Linked DNA regions of Homo sapiens: region 1 is linked to region 2. Evidence: read pairs that join two places in POLR2A ChIA-PET (ENCODE). Cell type or tissue: CD4-positive, alpha-beta T cell. All regions are shown on one strand. Each heading gives the region's core, and the rest is flanking DNA. Links, peaks and the distances in the headings are about the cores only.

Region 1 (16,101 bases), core at 4,157-12,156, 75 kb after region 2:
CTACATCCGTGGTTAACCAGAAGTGAGGCCACCCTCCTGGGAAAAAAGGTCAGCAGTCTATTAAAGCAATCTTTCCTACTTTCATGAGACCATTCCTCCATTACCAGCCCTTTTCCTGTGTGGATCCTCCTAGGACCTGTCATGGACATCACAGATTTTGCTCTCAGAAAATTCTGAAATGAAACAGTGCATTAATTACATTAACTCCAAGGCTACCAGTTATGAGTTGAATTTTGTCCCCATAAAAAGATATGTTGAAGTCCTAACCTTTGGTACCTCAGAATGTGACTTCCTTTGGAAACAGGATCATTGCAGATGTAATTAGTTAAAATGAAATTATACAGGAATAGGGTGGGCCCCTAAGAAGACACAGAGATGCAGGGAGAATGCCATGTGAAGATGGAAGCAGAAGGGCCACGTGCAGTGGCTCATGCCTGTAATCCCAGAAGTTTGTAAGATCAAAGCTGGAGGATGGCTTGAGCTCAGGAGTTCAAGGCTGCAGTGAGCTATGATTGGCCACTCCACTCCAGCCTGGGCGACAGGGTGAGACCCTGTCTCCAAAAAAAAAAGAAAATGTAGAGCTTGGAGTGGTGCATCTACAAACCAAGGAACACCAAGGATTGACGGCCATTTCCAGAAGCTAAGACAGAGGAGGCATGGAAGGGATTTTCTCTCAGAGTCCTTGGATGACCCCCACCCTCCTCACACCGTGATTCCAGACCTCCAGCCTCCAGAACTGTGAGACAATAAATTTCTATTGGTTTCAGCCACCCAGTTTGTGGTACTTTGTTACAACAGTCCTAGAAAATGAATAAACCATCGTATACCCAAGAGTGAAAGTTCACTCTGTTTCTCACCCCAAATTATAGGCAGACATGTTTCCAGTGTAGCTCATCAAACATCAAAGAGATAACACATCATTGGGTGTTGATTATACGTCTCAGGAATAATAATTAATTTTAATAGCAAAATTCTAAGAAATCTTTCATTTCTTCTAAGTGTTTATTCTCCCCCTCTCATGCTAAAATAAGGAGTTAATGCGCTGGGAAGTAACTAAGTAAAAAATGTGTTGAAGAAATAGAAATGTGTTTATTTTGATTTTCAGAGAGGTTTATTTTAACTTCCATTTTAAATTTAGGTTGCCTTTGTGAGAAGGCTAAAAATAGATCTAATGGATATTAATATTGTGTTAAATTAATTTTGAGTATCAGAATCCATCCTTCCTTAGATCATTTTCAATTAAGGTGCATATGCAAATTCTGCTTTGCACATGTCAACATTATTTAGTAGATGCATTTGTACATATGACCATACTACACTATAATAACCATAGTTATTATTTAGTGTTCTATAGTGTTTCATTGCAAAACATAGCTTTTTAAAATTCATTCTCTGATTCTTAGGCATTCGGATATTTTTCCATTTTTGCCTAAATAACACATCTTTGTGTATATTTTTTGTTCTCTTAGATTATATCCTTAAGTTATTTTTCAAAAGACATTACTAGATCAAACTATTAAGAGTATGTTACTTGTCACCATCATACACTCAAGAAAGACTGATCCAGTTTACAATACCACCAACAGTGTTATCAGAAGGATTTGTAATTTTTTAAGTGTAATTGTTTATTTGTTTTTGCTTTTTTGTTTTTTGAGACGGAGTCTTCGCTCTGTCGCCCAGGCTGGAGTGCAGTGGCACGATCTCAGCTCACCGCAAGCTCTGCCTCCTAGGTTCACTCCATTTTCCTGCCTCAGCCTCCCAAGTAGCTGGGACTACAGGCGCCTGCCACCATGCCCAGCTAATTTTTTTGTATTTTTCAGTGGAGACGGGGTTTCATCATGTTAGCCAGGATGGTCTCGATCTCCTGACCTCGTGATCCACCTGCCTCGGCCTCCCATAGTGTTGGGATTACAGGCGTGAGCCACTGCACCCGACCCTCCTTCTCATTCTTTAGGAATCATTTGGCCATCACTCCCTCCAAAAGTCTTTCCTGACTCCCATGGCTCTATCAAATGCCCTTACTAAGAGCCCACAGAACCCTATATTTCCCCTATGATAATGACACTCATTGCATAACATTGGAATTGCCAGTTAACTTTTCCCAGCCACCCATTTACCAGCTATGTAACTTTGGACAAGTTACTTAACCTCTTGATGCTTTATTGCCTCATATGAAAAGTGGGGATATAAATAGTACCTATATCATAGTCTTGCTATGAGGATTAAATAAGATAATATTTGTAAATCACCAAGAACAGTGACTGGCACATTGTAAGTACAACTTAAGTGTTTCTTAAAAAGAGTCGTTACACGTCTTTAGACAGTGAGTCCCAAGAGAGATTTTTAAAAATCTTCCTGTTGCATCCTTTATAAATGCTACTTAATGAATAATACATCAATCAATTAATTAAGCAAATGTACCAATAATTCAAAGCTACCTCATATTTTCAAGATCCAGGAGAAATGGTGGATAATAGATGAAATAAGTTTTCAGAGAAGTCAAGAGAAGACAGAGGCAGAAACAAAGATAACAGTTTAAGTTGGTGGAGAAACGATAGGTTGTTCAATAAATAAAACTTGGATCATTTGTTAACCATTTGGAAAAAACCTGAAGTGAGAATCCACCCACAGCAAAAACAAAAGTAATTCTACGTGCAACTGGTAATCGAAAGAGAAAATCTTAAAAGAACTACAAGAAAACAAAACAATGTTTATCTGATTCTGAGCTAGAGTAGATATTTGCAAGCAAGGCACAGAGAGCAAGATTTATTGATGTGGAAAGACGTTCCCTATAAATTGAGAGCTGTACAGATGAGTTATTAAAACTCCAGCCTCTGCGGCAGACTGCCTAGGTCCATAGCCCACCTCTACCGCTTAAAAACTTCAAACAGATTACTTAAATTCCTTAGGCCTCAGTTTCCTCATCTAGAAAGTGGGGATTATCATAATAATTACAACTACCTAGCGTGTCATGAGGATTAAATGAAATATTTGCATATCACAAATGATATAGAATGATATCTGACTGAACTTATTTTTATTAAATTTATATAAAAATTATGTCAGCTCATCATATCTCAGAGGTAAGATGATAAGTATTTAAGTTTTTCTCCCTTTTAACAAAAGTCTAATGGTTTCACAATAAGCATACACTGCTTTTAAAATAAGGAAAAAGTTATTTTTAACCTAAAAAATCATCTTAAAATCTCAGTGTAGAATATTTGTAGTCATGCAAAAATATTTATGATCTATTGTAAGAGGGAAAAAGAGATTTATGAGATAGCATGTGCGGAATAATTTCAATTGTGTAAAAATACTTATTTAATGTGCAGAGACACACAATCATGTGTGGAAAAAACAAAGAATCTACAATGCCAGCAGTAATTGTCTCTTAATGTTTGAGTTACATGTGATTTTTATTTTCTTCTTTGTGTCTTTCATATTTCCTAACATTTTCAATATGGATATGATTAATTACAAAACCAGAGAAAAGTTGTAATTTTTTTTTTTTTTTTTTTGAGACAGAGTCTCACTCTGTCGCCCAGGCTGGAGTGCGGTTGCTGCAATCTTGGCTCACTGCAACCTCCGCCTCCCAGGTTCAAGCAATTCTCCTGCCTCAGCCTCCCAAGTAGCTGGGATTACAGGCACCTGCCACCACACCTGGCTAATATTTTTTTGTATTTTTAGTAGAGACAGGGTTTCATCATGTTGGCCAGGCTGGTTTCGAACTCCTGACCTCAAGTGATCTACCCACCTCAGCCTCTCAAAGTGCTGGGATTACAGCCGTGAGCCACTGCACCAGGCTTGTAATTTTTTTTTTTTTTTTTTTGAAGGAGCAGCATGGACCTTAGACGGAGTAAGAGATAGGTTTTCAACTATAACAGAGGGGAAGAAAAGAAACTGCAGATTTAAAAGCGGAAGAGAAGAAAGTAAGAGAGTCATGCTTGATGGTCTATATTTTCTCTGAAATAGGAGGTGAGATAGGGAGAATGGTTTAAGCTTTGAAATAGTGGGGGGAGGAATGAAAAAGGGCTAACTAGAGATCTTTTTTAAAAATTGTGAGCAGGGGTGAGGGGCCTACTGTGTTTTAAAACTAACTTAATATTGTGTGAGCTGTGAGCCTTCTGTCCCCCAGGGCTCAGATGCCCCGGTCTAGGATATGGAGACAGATTAATCCAAGGCTGATGAGAGGTTACAAAGAAAATATGCCACGCATAGCGGAAGATCTGGAAGGTTCTAAGCCAAAATATTAACAGTGCTTATTTCTGGCTCTTGGGACTATGGTTGGATTTTAAACTTCCTTTTTAAATCTTACTTGCTTTATTTACAATGGACAGGTATTATAAATTGATAAATTTTTTGACAAAAAATTAAAATGCAAACAATACAAGCAAACATATAGAAGTAAACTCTCCTCCCAAAATATCTAATCCAGAGATAACATCCTTGTTCACATTTTGGCCAACATCCTTTCCTCTAAGCACATCTACACATACTCAGTATATATGTCATTACCTGTTCTACAAATCAGGATATATAAACGGCCACAACTCTTAATTCTTTTACTATTTGTTCATGTCCATATATACCACATTAGGAAGAATGCCCTAAGTGCTGCACAGCCACCAAAATGTCTAAGAATCTCAAAGACTTTCTCATTCTAGAAGGCATACATTTTATTATCAATGCTAGGACTCTTGGGAATGAGAATACGTTATTAATCCAACGTGTGCTGTTTATTTCTTTGCCATGAGAAGCCACTATTAAAGACGGGGCCTAAGGCTGAGTGCAGTGGTTCACACCTGTCATCTCAGCATTTTGGGAGGCTGAGGCAGAAGGATCACTTGAGCTCAGGAGTTCGAGACCAGCCTGAGCAATATAGTGAGATATTGTCTCTACAAAAAATTTGCCAGGCATGGTGACACATGCCTGTAGTCCCAGCTACCTGGGAGGCTGAGACAGGAGAAACGCTTAAGCCTGGGAGGTTAAGGCTGCACTGAGCCATGATAACACCACTGCATTCCAAGCTGGGCAACAGAGTGAGACCCTGTCTCAAAAAAAAAAAAAAAAAGGAGAGAGAGACTGGGCCTGCACAGTTCACCAGGTGTGATTCCTGTGTTGCAGCGGCAGTCACTGGTCACCAATCCTCACCTGCCCTGCTGTGTTTCTCAGCTTGGGCTTCAAAGTTGGAGTTCTCCCTTCTAAAGTCAACATTCTGCCAAGGATCATAATTGTGCCAGGGTGTTTGTATCTGAAGACACTGACTAGCGATAAGAGAAAATATTCAGGAATAGGGAGGTCCACTTGCTAAATGCAAACCAGCCTGCCTCTGAGCATCCTCAGGTGCTTCTGTTGAGTCCAAGTTACCAACCCGCCCTCCAGGTAATTTTATTTAGGGCTCTGTATTAGTATGCTTGGGCTGCCATAACAAAATAGCCCTGGTGGCTTCAACAACAGAAATGTATTTCATCACAATTCTTGGGGCTAGAAGTCCAAGATCATCAATGTTCCAGCTGTAAGAAGAAAGCATATCCTTCTTTCCCATCACTAGGTTCATGACTGAGGCTCCAATAACAAAGGACCGATTAACAAGAGAAAAGCAGACAAATTTAATGAACGTAAGTTTTACATGACAGGGGAGCCTTTAGAAATGAAGACTCAAAGAAACAGAGAAGCTTGTGTATTTTTATGCTTAGGTTTGATGACGAGGAGACAGTCATGCAGATGTATGATTGGACAAAGGGATCATCTAATGTTCATAAACTGGGGGAATGTTTTGAAGACTGTTCAGATTCTTCTTTGTGTCTTTGTGTCTTCAGAAATAAGGGTCTACCATTCCTCCAGGTATAGGGAAGGTACTTCTCAAATGAAAGCCTTGTGACCCGCTTCAGCAGAGAAGGATGAGGGAAAGGTGAGAGCGACCTTCTTGCTTCTGCTGTTTTCTCAAATGCCAAGGTACCACACTTTGAAGTAGCATGGCCTGAACCCCATCTCAGCTGATTCGCTTTCTGGTGAGAGCTCTCTTCCTGGCTTGCAGGAAGCTGCCTTCTCATTATGTCCTCACATGGTCTTTCTGTGGGGCACACACCTGGAGAGAGAGAGGGCTCTCCAGTGTCTCTTCTATAAGGACACTAATCTTATCAGATCAGGGCCCCACACTTATGATTTCATTTAACCTTAATTTTTTTTGGGGGGGGGCAGAGTTTTGCTCTTGTTGCCCAGGCTGCAATTCAATGGCACAATATCGGCTCACCGCAACCTCTGCCTCCCGGGTTCAAGAGAGTCTCCTGTCTCAGCCTCCCAAGTAGCTGGGATTACAGGCATGCACCACCATGCCTGGCTAATTTTGTATTTTTAGTAGAGACGGGGTTTCTCCATGTTGGTCAGGCTGGTCTTGAACTCCTGACCTCAGGTGATCCGCCCGCTTTGACCTCCCAAAGTGCTGGGATTACAGGCATGAGCCACCACACCCAGCCATAACCTTCATTATTAATACTTCCTTACTCCAAATACAGCCACACTGGGGATTAGGACTTCTATATATGAAATTCGGGGAGACACATACATTCAGTGCATAACAGGTTCTCACTGTGCTTCCCACTAATTCTATGCCCAGCACTTTCCCCTACTGCGTTATCACATTAACTATATGGCTACTCCTTATTTACATGTGTATGTTATTCTTTCTAGATTTAAAAAAGACTTTTGTAAAGCAAACAGCATACATTGTTTCTTTCTGTCTAGTGGTGTGCTGGAGTCAGCACATACCTGCTTATGAGAGCCAGTTGTTAGTTTCAGAAATGTTGTGAGCTGTTTGTTAAAACAGCCATGATTTAAAATTAAATTATATAAGTGTGCAATTAAATAAATTACATTTAAAACAATGCTAATAAATACTCAATACTCATCAGCTCCTCATTACTACCTTTTATTATTATCTGTGCACTGGAGGTTATTTACATCGATTGTATCTGGTTGGTGGAAATGGTGTGCTACTGTGCATCTCTTCCCAACTTTGCTTCAATGATGTTGCATTAGTAGCTTGAAATTAGTCATGGTGGGAGTATTAGCACTATGAAAATCCATAAGCACTGCAAATCAGCTCCCTTACCTCAGAGCTAGTTATTTAGTTTTTACCAGCATACTACTCGCAGTCTATATCCCCAGCAGCCAACATGACAGGATCCCCAGTAAATGCTGTCTGACTGGCTGGATGAATGGATGGATGATAGGAAAGAATAATAGAGAGAGAGCAGTAGAGATTAGGTGACAGGAATAACAGCTGGCAGAGGATGTTGGCTAGGTGGGGCATTTACTATTCTGCGCTTTACCTTGCAGCCTACCCAGCCAACAACCTCAGTTGTTCTATTTCCTTCTTTGTGGGTTTCTCATGTTGTGTTCTTACACATTGTGCAAAAGAGTGCAATATAGTACAGAAAAAATGTGGTCATCCTATGTTGCTCCATCGCATTTCAAAAGAGGTATAAATTTTACATTCTGGTTCATTCCACTGGAGACAGTGGTGTGGCAATGTCCACTGCAGAATACAGGAAGCCCCACATTTACAATTCACTACATATTTACGACTACTGTGGATCCAGCGGAAGGTAAGCAGGGTGGGGTCCTGTTGTGGCAAGGTAGTCTTTACCACAAGTTCCGTTCTCATATGCCCTCATCCCAGTGTGTAGAAAGAAAGGAGAACTAAATATTGCTGCCAAAGCTGATTATTCTGTGAATTAGGGACCAGTGAAAAAATCCTACCCAGAAAATGCCAGAAGCAAGGTCTGGATTTCTTTTTCTCACCAAACCTTTAAAAACTCCGCCCCACCAACCATGACATTTCCTTTGTACCAGTTTTTAATGTTCCTATGAAGTGCCTTACACAGTTTTCTTTTAGCGCATGTAAACAGGAGAGAAACTGGGAAAAACAACTAGAGTAGCAGAAGCGTGAGGCAAAGGAACTGGAAAGAAAGTGATGGAGAAACATTTATTGTTATAAGCACAGTTGCTTCGGAATTCTCTTTAAGCTGCTTTTGAAGGGATCCTTTTACGGAAGTCTTATCTTTGTCAACAAAATTTGAAGACCCCCTATTCCATTAGTTGGCAGACAACACCATGCAAAGACAGCGATTCGACTGCAAAACTCATGAATGAGCTGATTAATTTACGTGAGAAAATGTCTATTTGCCCCTCTCTTACAAAAAACCTGGGGGCTGCAGCACTTAGAAGACAACACAAGTTCTCCTGAGCATAAAAACCATAATCAGGCTCTGTGTAATGGTAGTTCCTCTGCCTAATATTGGGAGGTAGAGCAAAGGTCACTGTAGGGCAGAGTGTTCCGATCACCCTGACACCTGTGACCTGGTGACCACCCACTACTCTCTCAGGTGTCATTCTACCACTTCCATGTTGATATGAACTTCTAAAGTCTCTGATCGCTCTTGCCTAGAGAACTTCTGGAAATCAATGAAGTCATTGATTTTTAAAATGTCTGGAACATTGATTTCTATCAGGCCTCACGCAAAGATCTTGGCTGACCTTTGTCTTCTAGGATGTCGCAGTCTAGCAGGGCATGCTGCCTTCAAAACTGACACACAAGACCTAGATCCTGTGGCTGCAAGTCTAATGCCTGGACTGTGTTCTATGGTACTGCAGAGGTCAGCAGAGAAAATAAAAGATTTGAGAAATCAGCACTAAAGCAGCAAACCCTATGCACCCAACCCCATCCACCTCGCCTGTTAGATAGCTGCACTTTAGGCTTGTTTAAATGAATATATTTTCTTTTTGTTCAGATGGAACAGTTCAGTCATCCCTGTAAGAACTTTCTGGCATAGGTTTCCACAGGTTTGACTCACTGGCTCTTCAAAAGTGTTTTGGCTTGCTCCGGTGACCCTGCCATGTTTCATGTCCCCTACTGCCCATTCACTTAGATTCCTTGTCCTTAATCTCTGCATCAGTAAAGTGAGGACAGACACACTGAGCTCCCTTTTACTTCGTAAGGAAAACAGAAGGATAAGCCACACATACTCCCAAGTATCTTAGGGAAAATGTGCCTTTATTGTCATTAATATTGTCATCATAAAGTAAACCATGAGATTACAGGATTGTGCAAGAGTGAATGCAGAGCCCAAATTTTTCCAAGGGTGAATAAAGGATGGTTGAATAGGAGGGAGGGAGGGAGGAAGAAAAGAGAAAGAATCTTGCATTTAAGACAAGCATTGCCAACTTTCTGCCTTCACAGAGTGATCTGGCCCAAGCAAGTACTTGACAGGATTATTATTATCAGATAATACCTATAATCAGCAATACCATATTACTTTTGCATAAAGTTTTTACTAGAAACCATCCAATGAAACACTACTAGGTGCTCTTCCAGGAACATTTGATACTCAGCACCTTGGTTCATAGCAGCACCGGGCATTTATACTACCCTGTAAATAGCAACAACTGAACTACATGGATGCAACAGGCAGCTGGTTGCATTTGCAACGTTTTTGACACTAGGTCATCTCTAGGATGAGCAGTGAATATAGTGAGAGAGTGGAGCCACCCCTTCCCCGCTCTGCTTCCTCCACCTCACTCACTCACAATACTTAACAACTCTCCTATTTGGTACTTTGTTAAAACTTTGGATGAAATTTCATAAGAAAATAATTCACCCAGAATTCTAACATTTCTCCAGGGGCTGCCCCTTCCAGGTGGTGGGCTATAGCACCCAGGGGCTTTCCCTGAGGGACAAGGAGCTAGGCCCTGGTGAACTCTTGCTAACCAGCTTCAGATCTCTGAGGGGCCACTTCTTCACCTCAGGGTGGCTAGTGAGCCCTGCGCCCCATTGCCACCATGGGTTTCCATGATATTAGAAGATGGGAATATAATATTTATACTGTTTTTGGCATTTGCCAAGTCCCCACTGGAAAAAGCAAGCTGGCATACCTTTATTTACTCCTGCCCATTTTCTCCAAGGTTGCTTAGAGTCCCCAGAAAGCTGGCCCAACCTACCTATTTCACGAAACCTGACCCTAAAGATGTCCTGAAAAGCCCTGAGACCCTTCACGTGCAGAGGCTGAGAGGGCAATCTAATGACTCTACTGCTGAATTTGCAAGGATACGGGTTTATAACCGTTGGTAAGGTGAGAAGTCTCTAAAATCTGCTGTAAAAACACCTTTTAAAGGCTTCAACCTCGTGATACTTTCATGAGGTTTGAGTTCTGGGTTTTGCTTCTTGTTTTTTGGAGAGCTGGCGGCTTTCTGCTCCCCTCCCTCTTGAAACTATGGTGTTTCTATCTTCTTGCTTTCTCCTCCTCTGGCCCCCAGCATTTTCCTTGGTCTACACCCTTGTTTGTAAGTCTTGGTTCACTGCCTTCAGCGCTGTTTGTGGTCTCAGAGAGGATGGGTGGCGCTTTTCAAATTGTTGTCACACCAGATATGGTTCTAAGAAAAGGAAAAAAAAAGATACTATTTGAAGAGTTAAGGAGGAGAGAGTGACATGGATGTACAGAGATGAAATGAGCCCTGGATTGTTTTTGACACCTAAGAGAAGTCAGGGAACAGGGACAAGAGGGAGAGGGTTGGAGAGAGGAGGAAAAGGGGCCAGAACCAGTGCCTCAGAAGCTTGACCCATTGGTCGTTACAAAGTTTCCCTGTGGTCAACCTGAACTGACATTTAAAAGGCAAAAAAATGTTTGAAATAGGAGAGTGGCTGGGCGTGGTGCCTCACGCCTGTAATCCCAGCACTTTGGGAGGCCAAGGTGAGCGGATCACCTGAGGTCGGGAGTTTGAGACCAGCCTGACCAACATGGAGAAACCCCATCTCTACTAAAAATACAAAATTAGCTGGATGTGGTGGCTCATGCCTGTAATCCCAGCTACTCGGAAGGCTGAGGCAAGAGAATCTCTTGAATCCGGGAGGCAGAGGTTGCGGTGAACCGAGATTGTGCCATTGCACTCCAGCCTGGGCAACAAGAGCGAAACTCCATCTCAAAAAAAAAAAAAAAGAAAGAAAGAAAGAAATAGCAGAGTGATTAATAACTAACAACTCCCATGAGCAATCATCTGAGACAGACACAGAGCAGTGAAGGAGAGGAATCTGGGCTCATCATCCTAATGCTCAGAGGTTCTCTTCATAGTCAGGTATTCTGGGGATTGCATCTGTTTTGAGGCCCAATGAGGGGATAGTTAGTTCATGAGTGCAGGACATCTTCGGATGAGATTAATATACGGATGGGGATCTCTACTGGGAGAATTGTTTGGTTATCAACATCCAGGAATCGAAGTTTTCCTGGCTTTAAGTCTGCTGTTGGGACTATATAAGAATCGAAGACTAATTCTTCATAGCCTGTATATTCATAGCTTCAATATCATTGGTGGCCAATTGCTTTGACAGTGATAGAAGGGTTGTTAACCTCATCTGTTATGTACAGAACACGTAAGGATAGGAGGGCAATTAAAATTAAGATAATGGCAGGTAAAATAGTTGAGACAGTCTCGATTTTTTAGGCATCTATGATGCTAGTATGAGTTAATTTTTTGGTGAGTATTAGGAAAATAATGTATAGGACCAGGGAACTAATTAGGAAAATAATTATAAGAGCGTGGTCATGGAAAGTGAGCTCTATAATAGGGGATATAGCGTTTGAAGGCCAAATTGAACTAGACGAGCTATTAAAACATGCGAGAGTTAACTTATACATTAAAAGTTGAGGCAATATCTCATTTTTTTTCTTTTTTCTTTCTTTCCTTCCCTTCCTTCACTGCTCCTTCCTTCCCCTTCCCCTACTCTTTTCCTTCCCCTCCCCTTCCCCCTACTTTTTCCTTCTCCTCCCCATCCTTTATTTGAAAGAGAAGAAAAGGTAGAGCCCCTTTTTGAAGAAGATCAAGGCTGCTAATTAAACTGTAAGGAATCAGAGGAGAATTGCACCATCTTCTTTCTCCACCAGTCCCAGGTCAGGAAAACATGAGACTTTATTCCCTCCTGAGCAGGACCGTTCCATAATTCGGTCCACAGGACACGTTTTCTTTTCTTTTATTCTGGGGTTTTGTTTTCACTGTTTCATTCTTTATCGTAATTTATTAATACATTTCAGACATTAAAGTAGGAAGGTACATTCAGGGTTGAGCCTTCTAGTACACAAAAGAGGAATGGTGATTTCTTACTCGATAATTCTTCATTTCCTCCATCCAAATTGACCCAAATGCATGTAGTTCTTCCTGGATGCCTGACAGAGCAGAGTTAGAGTGCATCTAAGGTGAGCCCAAAACCCGAGACGGAGAGTTGAGGTGTGTTTCAGCCTTATCTGGGCCCACGTCTGTCCTGTAGCATTGATAGGCACCCAGAGCCGAATTTGCGGGAGGGAAGGCTGAAGTTTTAAATCAAGGAGTGTCTCTGGATATCCTCCCACGGAATCTTTAAAAAAACAGACACAATCTGGAAGTATTTTCCTTCCAAAAGAAGAATATTCTGCTCCTCCTTCACGTTTTCTCTTTCTTCCTCCTTTTTTCTTTCTTCTTTCTTTCTGTCACATAGTCTTCAAAATATCTCTTTCTCCAAATTGTTTTTCTGTCTCTGTATAGTCAGAGGTCACTGAAACACATATACTGAAAAGAAGCCACGCCAGGAAGAATTTTCAAAAACACTTGGCCAAAATCAACTTAACAAGTCCTGAATTCTAAATCCTTGTTTTATTCCTTCTTTGAGGACAAGAAATTTGGAGGCCAAAAAGAAATACGTCAGGAGAGACTGGGTCACAGCCCACAAAGCTAGTATGTGCAAAGGGATGGCACTGCGAAGCCTACCTCCTGCAGGGTCCAGACCCCTTGGGCCCCTATTTCTTTTGGCTCCCCCAGGAACCCCCTGATCCCAGTCCCTGCCCTACAGGTCCTGCTGTAGTCCTACTCTGCTCAATGTGAGATCTGCACCAGTAGTCTTTAACCATCTTATTTTATTTATTTATTTTTTGAGACGGAGTCTTGCTTTGTTGCCCAGGTTGGAGTGCAGTGGTGCGATCTTAGCTCACTGCAAACTCCACCTCCCAGGTTCAAGCGACTCTCCTGACTCAGCCTCCTGAGTAGCTGGGATTACAGGATACAAGGTTTCCAATGCGTGAAGGTATGTAATTTTTCAGAATCTACTTTGGGCTTTAAAAATGAGACGGTTGGCAGGGTGCGATGGCTCACACCTGTAATCCCAGCACTTTGAGAGGCCGAGGCAGGTGGATGGCCTGAGGTCAAGAGTTTGAGACCAGCCTGGCCAACATGGTGAAACCTCATCTCTACTAAAAATATAAAAATTAGCTGGGCATGGTGGTGTAATCCCAGCTATTTGGGAGGCTGAAACAAGAGAATTGCTTGAACCCAGGAGGTGGAGGTTGCAGTGAGCTGAGATCATGCTACTGCACTCCAGCCTGGGCAACAGAGTAAGACTCTGTCTCAAAAAAAAAAATTAATTAAAAATAAATAAATAAGTAAATAATTATCATCTTCCAGCATGAAATCAAAATTTTATTAGAAATGTATCTCTTAATGAGATGAGTGAGGTTGACTTTCTTTCAGTGAGTTCATTTATCCATGGATGAATATTACTTTTGCTACAGTGAGACAGGAATTTGTAAAAATATTCATATTTTATTTATATAGGTGTAAGCACTAAGAAGCCAAGTTCACATAAGAAAATAAACGAGAATAAAAGAAATTTTTTATAGAGGTATCACTGAATTATTTGTGCTAAATTGATATTTTTCTAGTTTATAATTTGAATTTTTCTATTGGTTCTTTTACTACACTTTTTATTTATTTTCTTAGTGATCGCCTTGGGGATTACAATTAACATCTTAATTTATAGCAATCTAGTTTAGATTAATACCACTTTAATTTCAAGAGAATATAAAAACTTTTATCCTCTATCACTCTACTCATTCCCCTCTTCTTTGTGCTGTTATTGTCATACAAATTACACCTTTATATATTATATGCCCGTCAACACAGATGTATAATTATTGTTTTACGCAATTGTCTTTTAAATCAGATGAGGGAAAAGAGTTACAAACAAGAAATACATTTGTACTGTCTTTTATGTTTACTTATGAAGTTACTTCTACCAGTGCTCTCTATTTTTTCTTATGGCTTTGAGTTACTGTCCAGTGTCTTTTATGTCAACCTAAAGGACTGTCTTTAGCATTTCTTACAAGGCAAATCTACTAGTAATACACTTCCTCAGCTTTTGTATATCTGGAAATATATTTATTTCTCCTTCATTCTCAAAGGATAGTTTTGCTGGATATACAATTCTTAGTTGACAGTTTTTTTGTTTTTATTTTTTACTTTCAGGACTTTATATATGCTGTCCCCTTTCTTCTGCCTTCTATGGTTTATTTCTTTTTTTTAATTGATATATGGTAATTGTACATATTTTGGGGGTACATGTGATATTTTGATACATGTATGGAATATATACAAATCAGAGTAATTGGGGTATCCATCACTTCAAACATATATCTTTTCTTTGTGGCGGGAACATTACAATTCTTCTTTTCAGCTATTTTGAAATATATAATAAATTACTGTCAACTATAATTTCCCTACTGTACTGTCAAACACTAGAACATATTTCTTCTATATAACTATTTTTGTGCCCATTAACCAACTTTTTTTCATCCCTTTGCCCTTTATTGCTTCTAATGAGAAATTGCTTTTTAGTATTATTGAAGATCCATTGTATATGGCAAGTCACTTTTGTTTGGGTGAGATGCTCTTTGTTTTTGACTTTCTACTGTTTGATTATGATGTGTCTAGTTGTGGATTTCTTTGAGTTTATCCTACTTGAAATTCATTGAGCTTCTTAGATTTATAGATTAATCTTGTTCATCAAATCTGGGAAGTTTGCAGCCAACATCTTCTGGGCTTCATTAGGGACTTCCTATTGATTGTTTATTTTTCCTGTGTATAGACCATACTTTCTTGCTTCTTTGCATGTTTCATAATTTTTTGCTGAAAACGGGATGTTTAAAATTATATGGAAACTCTGGAAATCAGATTCTCCCTACTCCCCCAAGGTTTTTGTTGCTGTTCTTGTTGTTTTTTTAGTGACTTTTCTGAGATAGTTCTGTAAAGTCTATATTGTTTGTCATGTGTGGCCACTGAAATCTCTGCTTGATTAGCTTAGTGGTACACTAATGACTGAACAGAAATTTCTTTAGATGCCTGGGACCAATAAATCTTGCAGTCTTTGCCAAGGGGTTCTATATGCACACTAGGACACACTTTCAATGCTCAGTTAAGCACTTTACAACTCTGCCTTAGCCTTTACTTTCTGCTTCTGGAGAGCCTTAAGGTTAGCCAGTGGTCAGACCTTAGGGCCTTCTCAAGTATTTTCTGAGCATATACACAGCTGTGGGCATGCACGTAGCCCTATATAGGCTTCACCTTCTAGATTCCCAGGAATATGTGGGAGCTTTTCAAAGTCTCCTATGGGCATCTCATTCCCAAGCTTTTTCTTTTAAGCTTTTTGTTAAGCCTATTGTTTGCCCCTAACTCTAATCCACTGACTTAGGCGGCTGCAGTATTGACTAATTGCCTGTGATTCTTTTCAACAAACACCCCCAAGGAAAAGACTGTTCACACTTGGCAACTCTAAATCAGATTAAATAAAAAGGCTTGTGAGTGAAGTCTTCCAGAGAACCACCAGACAGGTCAAATAGTGACAGTTTTGGGGGAATGGGACTTTGGGGGGAATGGGACTTTGAAGAAGCTTTATCTCCATTCTGCAACCATTCCAATAGCTGCCAGGCTGTTGATTTTCACTGTGATTGCAGGCTGCTGATTTTCAAGGCTACCACAGAGATAAGGTGAAGTGTGTGGAAGCTGGTAAATTAAAATGCCATAAAACTCATTGTTCTATTGAAATTCAGCCATTTTTCTTGAATAAATGCTCCTGGATTGCTGTAAGCCTTTGGTTAATTTCCAGCCTTCTGCAAAAGTCGATACTGGCCATTTTCCCAGTTTCTTATTGCTTTTATGGAAGAAAGGCTTTATTATTATTATTATTATACTTTAAGTTTTAGGGTACATGTGCACAACATGCAGGTTAGTCACATACGTATGCATGTG
Region 2 (16,101 bases), core at 4,260-12,259:
ACCTTCAAACATGTTGTTACCTATTTTCTCATCATTCAGAAGAATACTTGCTTCTGTAGAAGGCTTACCCTCTTCCTTCCTGCCTGAATGATTAAATCCATGGGTACAATTGCCAAATGTCCAATTCCAGTTTATACTGTCAAGGAAGAAAAATGATGGGAAACTGGAGAATGGAAGGTACTTTGAATAATTCAGGGAGGTCCGTTGGTTGAGAAAGTGCTCTCTTTGTATGTACATGATCTGGACAGATATTTTAGCTGTCTCCAGCCGAGGATGGACAAAAGAGAGGGTGTGGAGGGAAAAGGAAAGGAGAGGAAGAAGCAGCAAATACAAATACAGCTAACAAACATAAAAAAGAAAATGAAACCAGCAGAGGGATTAGAGAACTCAGAGCCTCGATGGATTCTGAAGTCTGTAATTCTCAGGTTGTTTGTTTGATGAAGGATCTAAAGAGCCCAAAAGTTAATCACTAGAATGATAACTTGGTCTCTGGTTGGTAACAGAAAATTACCAGAATAGCAAATTTTCTCAGAAGCATTAAGCTAGTGTATCAAGTTGGGGGTAAGGAGGATCTTAGGGAATGCAAAGCATCTTGAAATATGTTAGCCTAGATTCAACCCACTATGTGAGTACCAGTTTTTCCTCTGAAATAGCAAGATCCAAGAAATTGTTTCACTGCGTAAGAACATGTTAACTATATACACACCCCTTACCCCCTCCTACCCTACCCACCCCCCCAACAGTTGTCAAAACTGTAAACTTGGGCAGTAGCACTGAAAAATATGTCTTGATTTTGTTTTCATCTAATACAAAGCTAATATGCGCATGTTGTATAAAAATCAAACAATACAGAAACATACAACAGAGAGAAAGTCATCTAGAATTCCCAGCCCTCACCCCGTACAGCGTAGCACTCCCATTTCTTTTGTAAAATATACTAAATATATATATATATAAAACCTTTTTGTAGTTTGTTTTAAAACGTTACCAATTCTCTATACATTCAAAAATAAAATTAAATAAACAAGTATGAGAAAAAATGCAAATTGAATGCAAACAGAAACCAATGAACTGTATTTCAAATGAATAGCACAACTACATGGAAGAAAAAGAAAAGAATTAATCCAAGTAACATTTGAACACAATACTTTGGCTAAATATCCTCAGTCAAAAAACCAAAAAAAAGAGAATAAAATAATAAAAAAATCTTAAACTCTGTTTAGCAGATTTGTTTTTTGTAGACCACAGTTATAACAATTCTAAAACTATATTGTGTATTGTAGAACTAAGCAAACAAGTACCTACAGGATGTGTTGGGAGCCTGTAGGATGTGTTGGGAGTTCTCATTGTGGGAGAAGGCAGATACAAATATAAAATGAGTGAAGACAAAAAAGAATCCTATTTGTTGCCCTGGAATTAGAATAATCTAGACAGACAGACAGACACAGATACTTCCTAGCTCTGTCCACTAAAAGGATCTAGAAGCAGTAATACCCAATAGCAATGAGCAACTTAGTACCCAGATGTTGGTTTTTAAATATCACTCACACCAAATGGAATGAGGGCTTCTTGGAAAAATGCTGATACCAGGGCTGCAGCAGTTAAATTACAAGATGAGGCTGAAACACCTTGTGCCAGAAAATAAAGAAGTGCTCAAAAAATTAAGGGAATCTGTCAAAAGGACTGGGGAGCTGCCTTGGAGGGGCTTCTACTGGCAAAACTGGGACACTGTGAGCATCAAATAAACAATGATGTTAATAGATTATAGCCCATTAAGTTAAATATCCATTTTTTAAATGTTAAAAATAAGAGCTAAAACCATAAAACTTTTTTTTTTTTTTGAGATGAGATCTCATTGTGTCACCCAGGCGTGTGGCGCCGTCGCGGCTCACTGGAGCCTCACTGCAGCCTCGAACCCCTGGGATCAAGCCGTCTTCCTACCTCAGCCTCCCAAGCAGCTGGGACCACAGGAATGTGCCACCATGCCCGGCTAATTTTTAATTTTTTGTAGAGACAGAATCTTGCTCTGTTGCCCAGGCTGGTCTTGAACTTGTGGGCTCAAGCAATTTTCCCATCTTGGCCTCCCAAAGTGCTGAGCTAAATATATTTTTAAGTGGGATCAGAATAATACCATGTTCTACAACTTACTGTTTCATTTCACAACATAACTTGGGTACCTTTTTATGTCAATAAATAGCAATACATTTCTTCAAACAGGATCCATATACCCAAATCCAAATGAAAGCTTGTAGAGTTTGGGACACTTTAAGTGTATCTAATCTGAACCACTTAAATATTAAAAAATGATTATAATTGTAAAGCGGATTGTATTGGTTGGGAATTGAACCGTCCACGTACTTACTTATGGAGGCCTGATGTCTGTGACTCTCCAGCCATGCTGTGCTGCTCTTTCTGTTTCCAGCTGGAAACTGGGCTATTTTAAAGGTCAGGGTAATCGGGAGAAGGTATGCATATCTATTATCAAAAAACTATGCCTCACATACTCTTTGAAGGGGAGATCTTTTCATCCTCCACCAAACAGAGGGCGATTTGGAAAGAAGACCATTTCCAATCCCATCAAGGGTTGGCTCCAGGGGTGCCTGGTTTCTGAGGCACCAGAGAGGTTCTTGTGCTTGGGAGCAGGTGGCTTAGTTCTTATCTCCATTACAGGGTGGGATGGAAAGAGGCACACAAAGCCTGAGCCTGCAGAAAGAACCAGGCAATATCAAGAAAAACGGAGTCTGAGATACTTGCTAACACTTTGAATTGCTGCTGTCCAAAGCTTGTTCCCTGAGGTTTGTTACAAATTGAGTGAAATTAATCCAATCCTTCAATTTTCAAGCAAGTGAAAAAAAAAAAAACACCATAAAGGATTCGCTTGCTGATACCGCATCAAAGGGAGGACAGTAAATTCATGTAAGTGAGTCGGCAAAGAACCCCAAGAGCTCAGCTCTTCCCCTCTGGACCAAGGGAAACTTTACTCCTATTAGGATGGTTTGAAGGGGAGAGGGAGAGTACTCTTGAACTCATCAGAGAGTATGAAAGCAAGTGTATGGGTCTACAAGCAACCCTCTAAATGGCATAGGTGGTGAAGAAAATACATTAGATGTATTTTCAAATGTTTTCCAACATTTTATTATTAATACGTTTCACATATAGAAAAGTTGAAATAATTATACAGTGAATATACTAAATATATATATAACCTTTTTGTATTATATATAATATATATGTTCTATGGATATTATATATATTCTATGGATATCCATAGAATATATATATATTCTATGGATATTTTATATATATATATATATATATATATATATATATATATATATATATATATATAACTACCACCTACATCACATACCTAACCATATACCTATCTATCAATCCTTTGATAAATCTTATTTTTAATGCTTTAAAAATAAATTGCAGACATCTGTATACTTTATTCTAAACACTCATATATATGTATATATATATATATATCAGTCAATCTTTGTTCATAGTTTAAAAAAATTTTTAGTCATGTTTATTGAGGTGTAATTACATAGAGCACAGCATACTTTTTAGTGAGCAGTCCTATGAGTCTTGACAAACACCTATAGTCGTGTAACCACCACAACAATGAAGATATAGAAGAGTTCCATCACCCCAGACATTCCTTCATGCCCCTTTGGAGTCAATCCTTTTCCCCAGCTCTTGTCAACCAGTGATCTGTTTTCTGTCCTTATCATTTTGGCTTTTCCAGAATATCTCATAAGCCAGTTACAGTGGCACAGGCCTGTAGTCCCAGCTACTCGGGAGGATGGCTTGAGCCCAGGAGTTCTGGGGTATAGTGTGCTCTGCTGACCGGGTGTGTGCACTAAGTTTAACATCAATATGGTGACCTCCTGGGAGCGAGGGACCACCAGGTTGCCTAAGGAGAGGTGAACTGGCCCAGGTCAAACACAGAGCAGGTAAAAACTCCTGTACTGGTCAGTAGTGGGATCGTGCTTGTGAATAGCCACTACACTCCAGCCTGGGCAAGTGCAATTGCAAGACCCCGGCGCTGGGTGCAGTGGCTCACATCTGTAATCCCAGCATTTTGGGAGGCAGAGGTGGATGGATCACCTGAGGTCAGGAGTTCGAGACCAGTCTGAAAACACGGAGAAACCCCGCCTCTACTAAAAATACAAAATTAGCCGGGCATGGTGGTATATGCCTGTAATCCCAGCTACTTGCGAGGCTGAGGCATAAGAATCACTTGAACACAAGAGGCAGAGGTTGCAGTGAACCGAGATCACGCCATTGCACTCCAGCCTGGGCAACAAGAGCCAAACTCCGTCTCAAAGAAAACAAACAAACAACAACAACGAAAAACAGCAAGACCCTATGCCTTTTAAAAAAAAGCCAGAATATCTCATAAACAGAATCATACAGTATGTAGCCTTTTGAGTCTTGCTTCTTTCACTTAACATGATCCAAGATGTTGCATGCACATTTGTTCCTCTTCATTGCTGAGTAGTATCCCATTATTAGATGTATTCTTATAAAGTATAGTTATTTGCAAGTGGTAAGAACTCTAATCACCAAAAAGCATGAGTAAACATGATCATCAGAGGGGACAACCCCCAAGTTCTGGGGCACCCCAATTCTATCCATAGCTCTGGTCCTCTCTCAGGGGAAGCTCTGAGCAAACGAGGGACTCTGAACCCTCTGAATCCCACTCCACCTCATGTGTACCCTGGGAATATCATCAGTGGCAACTACGAAGGGACAGTTTATTCAATCAGCAGTAAATGATTATGATTCAGAATGTATTAGGCCAGTCGTCAACCCTACATTTTTTTCTTTGACATTGTATATGATTATACAACCTGTACAGAAAACAGAGATCTTTTCCCCCCATTTAAGACCTGCAGCCAGGCTGACACAGACAAGCAGAGGTAGGAGGATACAGAAGAACAAGGATGGGAGAGAGGGGAGAGACACTATAGTGGAGGCTGTAACGGTCCTGTCATGCTAAGACCAAGTTATGGAGGAACCACGAGTCCCACTAGGTTTGAAGAGCTTTCTGGCTGTCTAGTTCTCCCACTCCATTTTCTTTCCCTACCTTGAGTTAAAAGTGTGTTTTCAATCTAAAACAATAACATCCTGCACACAGAAGGGAAAGAGTGAAAGAATATCTTGATCTCTTAAGAAAAGCATATAGTTTAACTTCATGTTTTTAACCCAGCTTTTAACTGAGTAGCCCAGACATCATTATAATTCCCTCAAAGGACAAAAAAATCAATTTTCTTCTATTTCCCCACAGCAGTTACAAAATGAAGATATCTGGTTTTTTTAAGATGAGAAGCATAATCTTCAGGGTAAGGCTACATAGTTTTTTTCCTTCGCCCTCACTCCCAGTGCTGTCTCTATTTCTGTGTCATCTGAGAAGTGATGTGGGGCACGGAGGGTCCCAGCTCAGGGTATGGGACTTGCTTCCTGGTCTTGCCCCTGCTCATCTGTGAGGCATCAGTCAGACCACTCACTCTCTCGGTACAGTCAATACATGAACATTCCTTTGTGTCCAGGCCAGAGTTTGTTCTTGGTTTCCTATCCACCCCTTTTTTCATTACTTCTTCTTCTTTTTTTTTTTTTTTTTTTTTTCTTTTTTGAGACGGAGTCTCGCTCTGTCGTCCAGGTTGGAGTGCAGCGGCGCGATCTCGGCTCACTGCAGCAAGCTCCGCCTCCCGGGTTCACGCCATTCTCCTGCCTTAGCCTCCCAAGTAGCTGGGATGGAGTCTTGCTCTGTCGCCAGGCTGGAGTGCAGTGTCGCGATCTCGGCTCACTGCAACCTCCACCTCCCGAGTTCAAGCCATTCTCTTGCCTCAGCCTCCCGAGTACTTGGGACTACAGATGCGCGCCACCATGCCCGGCTAATTTTTTGTGTTTTTAGTAGAGACGGGGTTTCACCATGTTGGCCAGGATGGTCTCGATCTCTTGAATTCATGATCCACCTGCCTCGGCCTCCCAAATTGCTAGGATTACAGGCGTGAGCCACCATACCCGGCCCTCGTCATTTCTTTGAGGGCACCCTCTCCCAGCACTCTGCTGCCTCCAGTTGTACTGAACAATGGTGCCTTCTCTCAGTCCTAGACAGAGCTCCATTCTCAGGGCCTTTCCTTACCTCATCCCACATCAAATCAGATCCACTATTCCCCATACTTTCCCACCCTGGTGTGGACCAGATGAAGGGCCCTAATGTGTCAACCTGATAAAATTGATTAAAACTTCACATTCTTAGTGGTGGAAGTGATTTCACATGCATTATCTCATTGGAGACTCACAACTACCCTGAGGAGCTAGAAGGATCTGTACTATCCCTGCCCCCCAATTTTTTTCTTATGTGGAAACTGAAGCTCAGAGAGAAAGGAGTAAGACAGTACATCTGTCATTTATTTGGGGTAGTATTAGTATCAGGCATTGTGCCAGCTCCCCTATTGGGCATTATTTCACTTAATCCTCAGTCCAACCCTATGAGGTTGGTAATTGTATCCATTTTGCAAATGAGGAGGCTGAGGCTCAGAGAAGTTAAAGGACTTATTAAAAGTCACAGGCCACAGTGTGGCAGAACAGAGCCAACATTCAGACACATGTGTACAAGTCCAGAGCGGGTTTTCACTGCTGGAACTAGGACTCAAGCTCAAATCAATCAACTCCTAATTTTATGGTTCTTCCAGTGGCCACCCTCTCTATTCAGAAAATGCACCCTACCACCTATCCCCAAATCTCAAAACATGGGCCCGGTTGAAATGCACACAGCTCTGGGAGTCTCCTAGAGGCAGAACAAGGGCTGGCGATGTCTGAGGGCAGCTAAGGAGATATTTGGAAATCTACTGGAAACTGCATCTTCCTGCGCTGTGCTAGATGTCCAGGTATCTGAGAATACAGTGAAGGAAAATTAACCGAATGTTCAAATCTCTACAGAATGCCTAGCTTGAGTCCCTGAATACTTTTTTATGCAGGACGAGGGTGGTAGGGGCCACTCAGAAAGAAATCTGAACACGCAGAACCCTCGGGCTTAGAGCTGTTAGGGGTCATAGGCAGCCAGCTCACTTCCAGCGGACAGTGCCCACTCCCCTTTCTTCTCAGAGCCCAGCCAAGAAGGATGGCTCAGCGGCCCGACTGGAGCACCTCTGCCCTCCTCGGCTCCTGGGCGTGTCTCCGGGGATTCCTGTTCGGTGATGCCCTGACCCACGGAACTTGCCTCTTCCCTCTTGTTCAGTCGGTTTACCAACCTGGGGGCGTCTGCGGATCAAGGTGTTTGAGAGGCTGGGCTGAGGTAGAGAAGAGGGTGGGGCAGGAGCACCTAAGTCGCTCAGGGATTTGGTGACTCACACGAGGGGAGGGGGGCCCTCTTTCTCCCCAGCACTGGGGGCGCCCAAGGCTGTTCCCATGCTTAGCAGAAGATGCCCCTCTCATCCCCCAAGGGGCCTGCTCGGAGTGTGCCACCTGCAGCATGGCCACCACGAGGCCGGTTATGTATTTATTTCCTGGCAGAGCTGAACCCCAAACGCTTTTCCTTCTGTGCCGTGCGTGAAAGAAACAGAAACCGCTGCACAGCATGTCTATGTTTATACCCTGGGCCCTGACCCTCCCACAGAGGCCAGCTCGTAGACTTTTCTTTCGCAGCCTGGGGATGGGTTTGTACTTCACCCTCGAGCGCCTCCCCCTGGGAACCCGCAGAGGGCTGGGTGGCTGTGCAGTCCTGTGTGCTAAGTGCTTTTCTTCGCTTCTCGATGCTTGGGCCGTCTTGTAAGCAAAGCTAGGTGAATCGAATCCACCCCTACGCGATTGTCGTTTGCATTAAGTAAGATAATGCACGTGGAAATATTTTGTGAGCTATGCAGTATCACCTAAATTATTTTTTATTATTATTTTAAAAATAGAATGCATCAGCAAGTTCTTAATGAGCTTGCTTTTTTGTTTTAATATTTGGAAATTGGAACAGCTACTTATAGGAGACTTGTAGATCCCAGAATGTGCCGTTTGCCTGAGTGGTTTCTTTTGGCCTTGCTGTGTCAGGACTTGTGAGGCTTGTGAGGTGATGTCAGCAAATCAGCACAGACTCACACCTGAGGAGCCCGGGAGTGGTCTAGGGCCTGTGGAGCATGGCAGAGTGGCCTCTTCTCAGCCTCCTCTCCACTGGAGGGCACTTGAGTTATTATTTATTTCCCCCAGGCCTCAGCCTCTTAGCTCCTGCCAACTTCCTTTCAGAGGCATTCCTGCCATATGTCCCAAGATTTTCCTCTGTTTACCTCCTTTAAAGTTGTCATGGTCTTGAATTTTAGACCACCGTAATCTCCGTTTGACAATGAATGGTCATAAATTCAAAGAAATTGCAGGACTCTTATTCTGAAATTCATATAAATGATTTCTTTATAAGTACACATAAAACTCTTTTCTCTTAAAATATACAGAAAAAGAAAAATGTACAGCTGCTCAGGGTAACAAAGTATTGCCTTCTAGAAATTCTCAGGCTTCTTGTCTTTAAGGATAAACAGGAAGCATTTCTAATTAGTGTCTTGGTTGTTTGCATATTGAGCTTCCAAAATGCTTTAGAAGGTTCATCTTTTCAATCCGCCCTTCGCAGTCCTTTATTTTTCATTTGCTAAGCAGAGGTAAACTTAAAACCATCTCTATGTGACTTATCATAAATCCCAATCAGTGAGACCTCAAATAATGAACTTGGCTCTCATTTATACACGTGACAAAAGGTATACCTATATAAATATCTAATAAAAACTACCTAACAGCTAAATACAACAAAGAGAAGCAATTTTCCTCTCTTTTTCACCCAATGGCTCTAATTAATCATGCAGTACAGAAAAATAAGAAACCTTTTATGTAGCTTTTAGTGGTTTTGTTCATTCTAGTTTCCACCTGTGAGTAGCATTCATTTATAAACCTGTCTTGCTGAGCACAGTGCTTTCAAAAATGACTTGCTTGTGACTCAGAAACAAAAAAAAAAAACAACAATCTTTGTAACTTTTAATCTCATGCAATTTCTTCAGTTTCTTTTGTTGGTGAATACACGTACAATTTGGTTTTGAAATACCATGTATCAAAGCACAAACAAATCATCCCTTGGAGTCGTGAAGAAGCTCATCAATGTATCACAGTCTTCCAGTCAAGCCCATAATTCAGTCTCCTACAGCTCTGATTCTTGACCTCTAAGAAAACCCACCCTCTTACTCTTCCTGAACAATTGCTCACTAGAGCACTAAGTGAAGGGAAAGATTGCTCCTTAAAGTGAAAAAACAATGTTTTCCAAAGTTGTGTTGAATATGCATAGTCATCATATCACAGGAAGTTTTTCTTTTAAACCTTATGTGCATTTTCTTTAATTTGTATGGTTTTCTCAAGTTCAACATTCAGTTTTCGTTTTAATCAGTTATATTCTAAAAACAATTAAATTTTTTTCTCCTTAGAAATTCACTTTAAATTAAAAAGAACTTTTGTTTTTCTCTTTTTAAGGCACAAATAGTGCTGGGAGGGGGTGAGGGTAAACTTCTTTATCTGTCACTGTCATTTTTTTTTAAAGGTCCTATTGCTTTTACACTTCTAACCCTAAAAAAGCCTCGTCACGCACCCAGCATTCCCCTAGCTCTGGGCTTCCAGAGCACTGTTATTCAACAGAGAGTTTCTATAGAAATCCAAAGTACTATCTCCAAATAGCAGAAACCGTAACACCACAGACACTTATTAGAATTTGTGTGGAAGAATCCTAAAGCTAAATAAATAGAAGCTTCTAAATTACCTTTTTCCCCCCTTGACTATATCTTAGATCAAATTTTTAGAACTCCCACCACCCACATGTACACCAGGACCTGTGGGTGGGAGCAGGCGTGAGACAGAGAGGGCTTCCTGTTACCATTAAATGAATAAAGAGACCGCTACATATCAAACTCTGTCCTCTCTTTTTTTCTTGACTCTTCTTCCCTCCATTTAGTGTGAATATTTGAAGTTAAACTGGGCATGGCCCCACATGTCTGATTACTCACCCATCGACATCCAACCTGAAGTCACAAATTTGGCTTCAGAGAATGTTGTGGAGCTGAAAGGATGGCAACTTCAATTTTCAATAAATAACTAGAAACAGAGAAAATAGCTTTCCAAGTCATCAAAGAAAACCCATGGTGAGAAGGATATTAATGGATTAAAACAGGCATAAAGAGGAAACTGAAGGCAAAGCATTGGCAAAATCTAGAAATGATTATCAGCTTCAGCTAAGTCCGATACTCACCAGCTCCAAGGACAGAGTAGGGAAGCATCAGTTACAAGTTAGGAGAAACAGCACTGCAGTATTGTCGGGGAGCAAGGTGAGGGCTTTCCTTCCTCTTTGAGGGTCAGTTGTCAGTCTGGGGCCACACTGCTTCCAGAAGGGCACAGAACTGGAAACCTTTAACAATGGTTAAAAAATCTGACTGCTCTTGTTCTGTCGCCTGCCACTGCTGCCTGAGCCCGAGTGGTTCACTGCACCCTGAAGACAGATTCCAGACGCTGGGAACTCGCGCCTCCAATCCCAGACACTATGTCCAGCAAAGGCTCCATGAGAGTTCTGGCCTATGGTGGCGGCCTGGACACCTCCTGCATCCTCGTGTGGGTGAAGGAACAAGGCTATGATGTCATTGCCTACCTGGCCAACACTGGCCAGAAGGAAGACTTCGAGGAAGCCAGGAAGAAGGCACTGAAACTTGGGGCCAAAAAGGTGTTCATTGAGGATGTCATCAGGGAGTTTGTGGAAGAGTTCATCTGGCCGGCCATCCAGTCCAGCACACTGTATGAGGACCGCTACCTCCTGGGCACCTTTCTCGCCAGGCCCTGCATTGCCAGCAAACAAGTGGAAATCGCCCAGCAGGAGGGGGTGTCCCGCGGCGCCACCGGTAAGGGGAATATCAGGTCCGGTTTGAGCTCACCTGGTACTCGCTGGTCCCCCAGATAAAGGGCACTGCTCCCTGGAGGATGCCCGAGTTCTACAACCGGTTCAAGGGCCGTAATGACCTGATGGAATACGCAAAGCAGCACGGGATTCCTATCCCGGTCACTCCCAAGAACCCGTGGAACATGGACGAGAACCTCATGCACATCAGCTACGAGGCTGGAATCCTGGAGAACCCCAAGAACCAAGTGCCTCCAGGTCTCTACACGAAGACCTAGGAACCGGTCAAAGCCCCCAACACCCCTGACATCCTCGAGATCGAGTTAAAAAAGGGGTCCCCGTGAAGGTGACCAACGTCAACGATGGCTCCACCCACCCGACCTCCTTGGAGTTCTTCATGTACCTGAACGAAGTCGCGGACAAACACGGTGTGGGCTGTACTGACATCGTGGAGAACCGCTTCACTGGAATGAAGTCCCGAGGTATCTATGAGACCCCAGCAGGCACCATCCTTTACCACACTCATTTAGACATCAAGGCCTTCACCATGGACTGGGAGGTGTGCAAAATCAAACAAGGCCTGGGCTTGAAATTTGCTGAGCTGGTGTACACCGCTTTCTGGCATAGCCCTGAGTGTGAATTTGTCCGCCACTGCATCGCCAAGTCCTAGGGGCAAGTGGGAGGGAAAGCGCAGGTGTCCGTCCTCAAGGGCCGGGTGTACATCCTTGGCTGGGAGTCCCCACTCTCTCCCTACAACGAGGAGCCGGTGAGCATGAACGTGTAGGGTGATTATGAGCCAATTGATGCCACCGGGTTCATCAACATCAATTCCCTCAGGCTGAAGGAATAGGAATATCATCGTCTGCAGAGCAAGGTCACTGCCAAATAGACCCCTGTACAATGAGGAGCTGGAGCCTCCTCAATTTGCAGATCCCCCAAGTACAGGCGCTAATTGTTGTGATAATTTGTAATTGTGACTTGTTCTTCCCGGCTGGCAGCGTAGTGGGGCTACCAGGCCCCAGCTTTGTTCCCTGGTCCCCTGAAGCCTGCAAACGTCGTCATTAAAGGGAAGGGTGGGGGGCAGCTGTGGTGGGTAGCTATTAAATGACAATTAAAAGATACACTAGTAAAAAAAAAAATTGACTGCTCTGAAAACGAGTCTACTGGGCAGTGACATTCACATTTCTGAAATTAATGCATACTCTATTTGCATTTTCTCTTTTTCCTGTCTTCACCTGTCTTTGACAATTAGTAAATAAATCCCTAAACCTTATAAATATTATTTTGGGCTAGCCATGGTTGCACCATCATGTTTGTAATCCCAAAACTTTGGGAGATGGTGGGGAGAGGACTGCTTGAGCCCATGAGTTCAAGACCAGCCTGGACAACATAGTGGGACTCTATCTCTACAAAACAATCAAAAAATTAGCTGGGGTGGTGGCACACACCTGTAGTCTAGCTACTCAGGAGGCTGAGGTGGGAGGATAGTTTGAGCCCAGGAGTTTGAGGCTGCAGTGAGCCATGAACACAACCCACTCCAGCCTGGGTGACAGAACAAGAACCTGTCTAAAAAAAAAAAAAAAAAAAAAAAAAAAAAAAAAAAATGGAAGGTACCACATTAGTTATATGTGTTACGTTAAAAAGAAATATTTGTCCTTTACTTATGAATTAATGATTAAGCAAACTGTAGGTATATCCATACAATGAGATATGACTCAGCAATAAAAATGAATGAACTGAGGCATGCAACCACATGGATTATTCTCAAATGCATTATCCTAAGTGAAAGAAGCCAGACTCAAAAGCCTACATACTGTATGATACCACTCATAAGACAGTCTGGAAAAGACAAAACTATTAGGACAGAAAGCGAATCATTGGTTGCCAAGGGCTGGTTAGAGAGGTTGACTACGGAGGCATGAGGAAACTTTTTTCATATGATGTAACTCTTCTGTATCTTGATTGTGGTGGTGGTTACACTACTGTATACATTTGTTAAAACTGGTAGAACTATGCACTAAAAAGGGCTAATTTTACTCCATGTAAATTATACCTAAAAACAAATGTATCTAATCCCATCAAAGTGATGGGTTCATTTCTACATAATTACAGACCATTTTTTTTAAGTTTAATGTTTATCTTTCCCTTGGCACCAAGTTTCTCTTATAAACCAATTACTTGATCTGAAGCATTAAGGAATTTAGGAATGTTTCATGTAATAGGGTGGATTTCAATCTGGTCTCTCACTGACTCAGACTATAGACAAACTCCTCAGCTAAATGTTGGGACCCTCCACAGTCTTGTCACATTTGCCACAAATTTAATTTCCTTTTTTTAAAAGATCTTTTTAATTCTATAGGTTTTTTGGGAACAGGTGGGATTTAGTTACATAAGTAAGTTCTTTAGTGGTGATTTGTGAGATTTTGACCCATCAATCGAGGAGTATACACTGAGCCCAATTTGCAGTCTTTTATCCCTCACCCCCTTCCCACCCTTTCCCTCTGAATCCCCAGAGTTCTTTGTGTCTTTCTTATGCCTTTGCATCCTCATAGCTTAGCTCCCACTTATGAGTGAGAACATACAATGTTTGGTTTTCCATTCCTGAGTTACTTCACTTAGAATAATAGTCTCCAATCTCACCCAGGTCACTGTGAATGCCATTAAGTCATTCCTTTTTATAGCTGAGTAGTATTCCATCGTGAATGTATACCACAATTTCTTTATCCACTCATTGATCGATGGGCATTTGGGTGCCACAGCCTTAATTTCTATAATCCCCTTGCATCATCCTTCTTCTTAGAGCTGGTCTCCTCACTGCCTCTAGCACTCAAAGCTCATACCTTTTTTCATATAGTCACCCTGTCCAGAAATGCATTCCTTCTCCCTTTCTTCTGCCTCCTCCTCATCTCAGTTCTATCATCAATAAATACTCACGAAATGAGCACTGTCCTATATGCAAAGGAAATAAAGATTAAACTAGCTGGATGCAGTGGCTCACACCTGTAATCCCAGCACTTTGGGAGGCCGAGGTGGGTGGATCACCTGAGGTCAGGAGTTCGAGACCAGCCTGGCCAACACAGTGAAACCCCTTCTCTACTAAAAATACAAAAAAATTAGCCAGGCATTGTAGTGGGCACCTGTAATCCCAGCTACTTGGGAGGCTGAGGCAGGAGAATCATTTGAACCCAGAAGACGGAGGTTGCCGTGGGCCAAGATCACGCCACTGCACTCTAGCCTGGGCAACAGAGAGAGACTCCGTCTAAAAAAAGAAAAGAAAAGAAAAAAATTAAACTAGACATGAACCTTGTCCCCAAAGAGCTTCCAGGAAATAGAACTTATAATAGCATGTTAAAAGTTGTTTTGACAATATTATTTGTGAATTTTATTTTCTTTTATCTCATTGGGGCTATCTAATTTTGGACATTGAATACCTGTTTGGTAATAAGAGGGGAAGGCAGAGATTAAGGATTAATAAATGGTTTGGACTAGAGGTTTTCAGACTTTTGGAAGTGACAACTAGACATTAGGATATCAAAAATCAGAAATTGCCAGTATCAGAAAGGAACTGGTGGGTGGAGATACCTTGTGGAATCTCATTACAAATGGCAGATACATCCATCTTAATCTATGTTGATGCTCTCATTCACAGTAAGAATCAAGATGAATATCACATTGACTTATTGGATAGTACAGGGAAAATTTACTCTTGGAGAAGCCTAATTAATTGCAATGAGCAGATTCTAGAAGGAAAAATATAACCTATCTCAGGAAGGCTCCTGCATGTTTTATTTCAAATCCTGCTTAGTTCTGTTTTCATTCTCTAACTAAATCAGAAGGATCATTTGGCTGAGGGAAAAGTGTTCTTTTTTTTCTTGCACAATTTTCACTAACACATAAGGAGACATTCTACTTGTTTATTATAAATGACTTACTTGGTTTATTATTCCAACAATAGCAAATTAACATTGTCCAGAAAAACCTTTAATACTAGCTGATTTTTAATAAGACATATTGTGATACATAATACTGGAAATAATTTTTAAAGTAAAGAACTATACAAATGAGACATAAAAATATCCTGTAATCCCACTATCCAGATATAACTATTAATATTTTGAAGTATGACTTCCTAGTCTTTTGTTTATATACATATTATATATAATAGCTGGGATCACACCATGTATTCAGTTTTGGTAGTCTTCTTTCAATTAATGTAATATAAAAAATCCCCATGATAACAAGAATTCTTCAAAAAACTGGATTTTTAATATGGTAGCTACAGTATATTATCATACTTATTGACATCTTTTTCTTTTTTCTTTTTCTTTCTTTCTTTTCTTTTTTTTTTTTTTTTTTTTTTTTGAGACAGAGTCTTGCTCTGTTGCCCAGGCTGGAATGCAGTGGCACGATCTTGGCTCACTACAACCTCCGCCTCCCAGGTCCAAGTGATTCTCCTGCCTCAGCCTCCCAAGTAGCCAGGACTTACAGGCACGTGCCACCACGCCCGGCTAACTTTTTGTATTTTTAGTAGAGAGGGGTTTTTTTTTTACCGTGTTAGCCAGGATGGTCTCGATCTCCTGACCTCGTGATCCACCCGCCTCAGCCTCCCAGAGTGCTGGGATTACAGGCGTGAGCCACCGCGCCCCGCCGACCTCTCTTTCTAACTTTTCACTAGAATTAATATCTTTATACAATTATTAGCTATGTTCCTGATTATTTTCATAGAAAAGGCTGCTTTATGTTTGATCCTAGAGTATAAATCAAAGGGCATACGTTTTTTAAGGCTCCTAATACATATTGCTAAATCGCCTTCCTTGAGAGTGGTAATAATTTCTCCTGAGAACATTACAGTATGCCTGCTTTCTTAACAACTATGCCACATATTAGAGTATTTATGTTAAAAACATATGCATTTGTCAAATGTGGGACCATCTGGGCATCAACAAGAATAATGCTTGCAATAGATTAAAATACATCAAATATAAAAATCTATGAATTCCTAATGAAACACAAAACATCACTGCTCACCTTTGAAGGTTGCCGGACACTATTTTGTTATTCTAAATATATATTTTAAAGAGATTGATCACATATTTGTTCTTTCTTTTCTGTTTGAACTGTATTTCAAGCTAACTAAATAGATGATGAGAAAATCCCAGCTAATAGGTATATGAGTAACAATAAAACTT

Evidence for each region. Peaks named below come from ENCODE experiments on the same cell type or tissue, not always from the same donor. Only the 100,000 strongest peaks of a DNase experiment are listed, where the experiment ranks them.
Region 1: POLR2A ChIA-PET joins it to region 2 with 10 read pairs; 8 of 35 experiments call an interaction of 5 or more read pairs at or near these places.

What each region holds. Positions count from the first base shown.
Region 1 is chr6:24,943,427-24,959,527 of GRCh38, reverse strand. LOC105374981 (a long non-coding RNA gene) reads right to left here. Exons shown (of 3, transcript XR_007059514.1): 3 at 9,037-10,431. It also overlaps a transcript of RIPOR2 not described here and the pseudogene MTCO2P33. Among named protein-coding and RNA genes, the nearest start is that of RIPOR2, 16 kb to the right of the region's middle. In CD4-positive, alpha-beta T cell, for the core only: no CTCF peak of the experiment used is centred there; DNase peaks (open chromatin) are centred at 7,607 and 10,307; H3K4me3 peaks cover 3,448 bases; H3K27ac peaks cover 6,404 bases.
Region 2 is chr6:25,018,948-25,035,048 of GRCh38, reverse strand. The region is part of intron 1 of LOC102724765 (a long non-coding RNA gene); the gene reads left to right. It also overlaps a transcript of RIPOR2 not described here, the pseudogene ASS1P1 and the pseudogene RN7SL334P. Among named protein-coding and RNA genes, the nearest start is that of RIPOR2, 91 kb to the right of the region's middle. RefSeq lists an enhancer at 7,358-7,597. In CD4-positive, alpha-beta T cell, for the core only: CTCF peaks have their summits at 7,457 and 7,700; DNase peaks (open chromatin) are centred at 7,648 and 8,128; H3K4me3 peaks cover 1,158 bases; H3K27ac peaks cover 2,694 bases.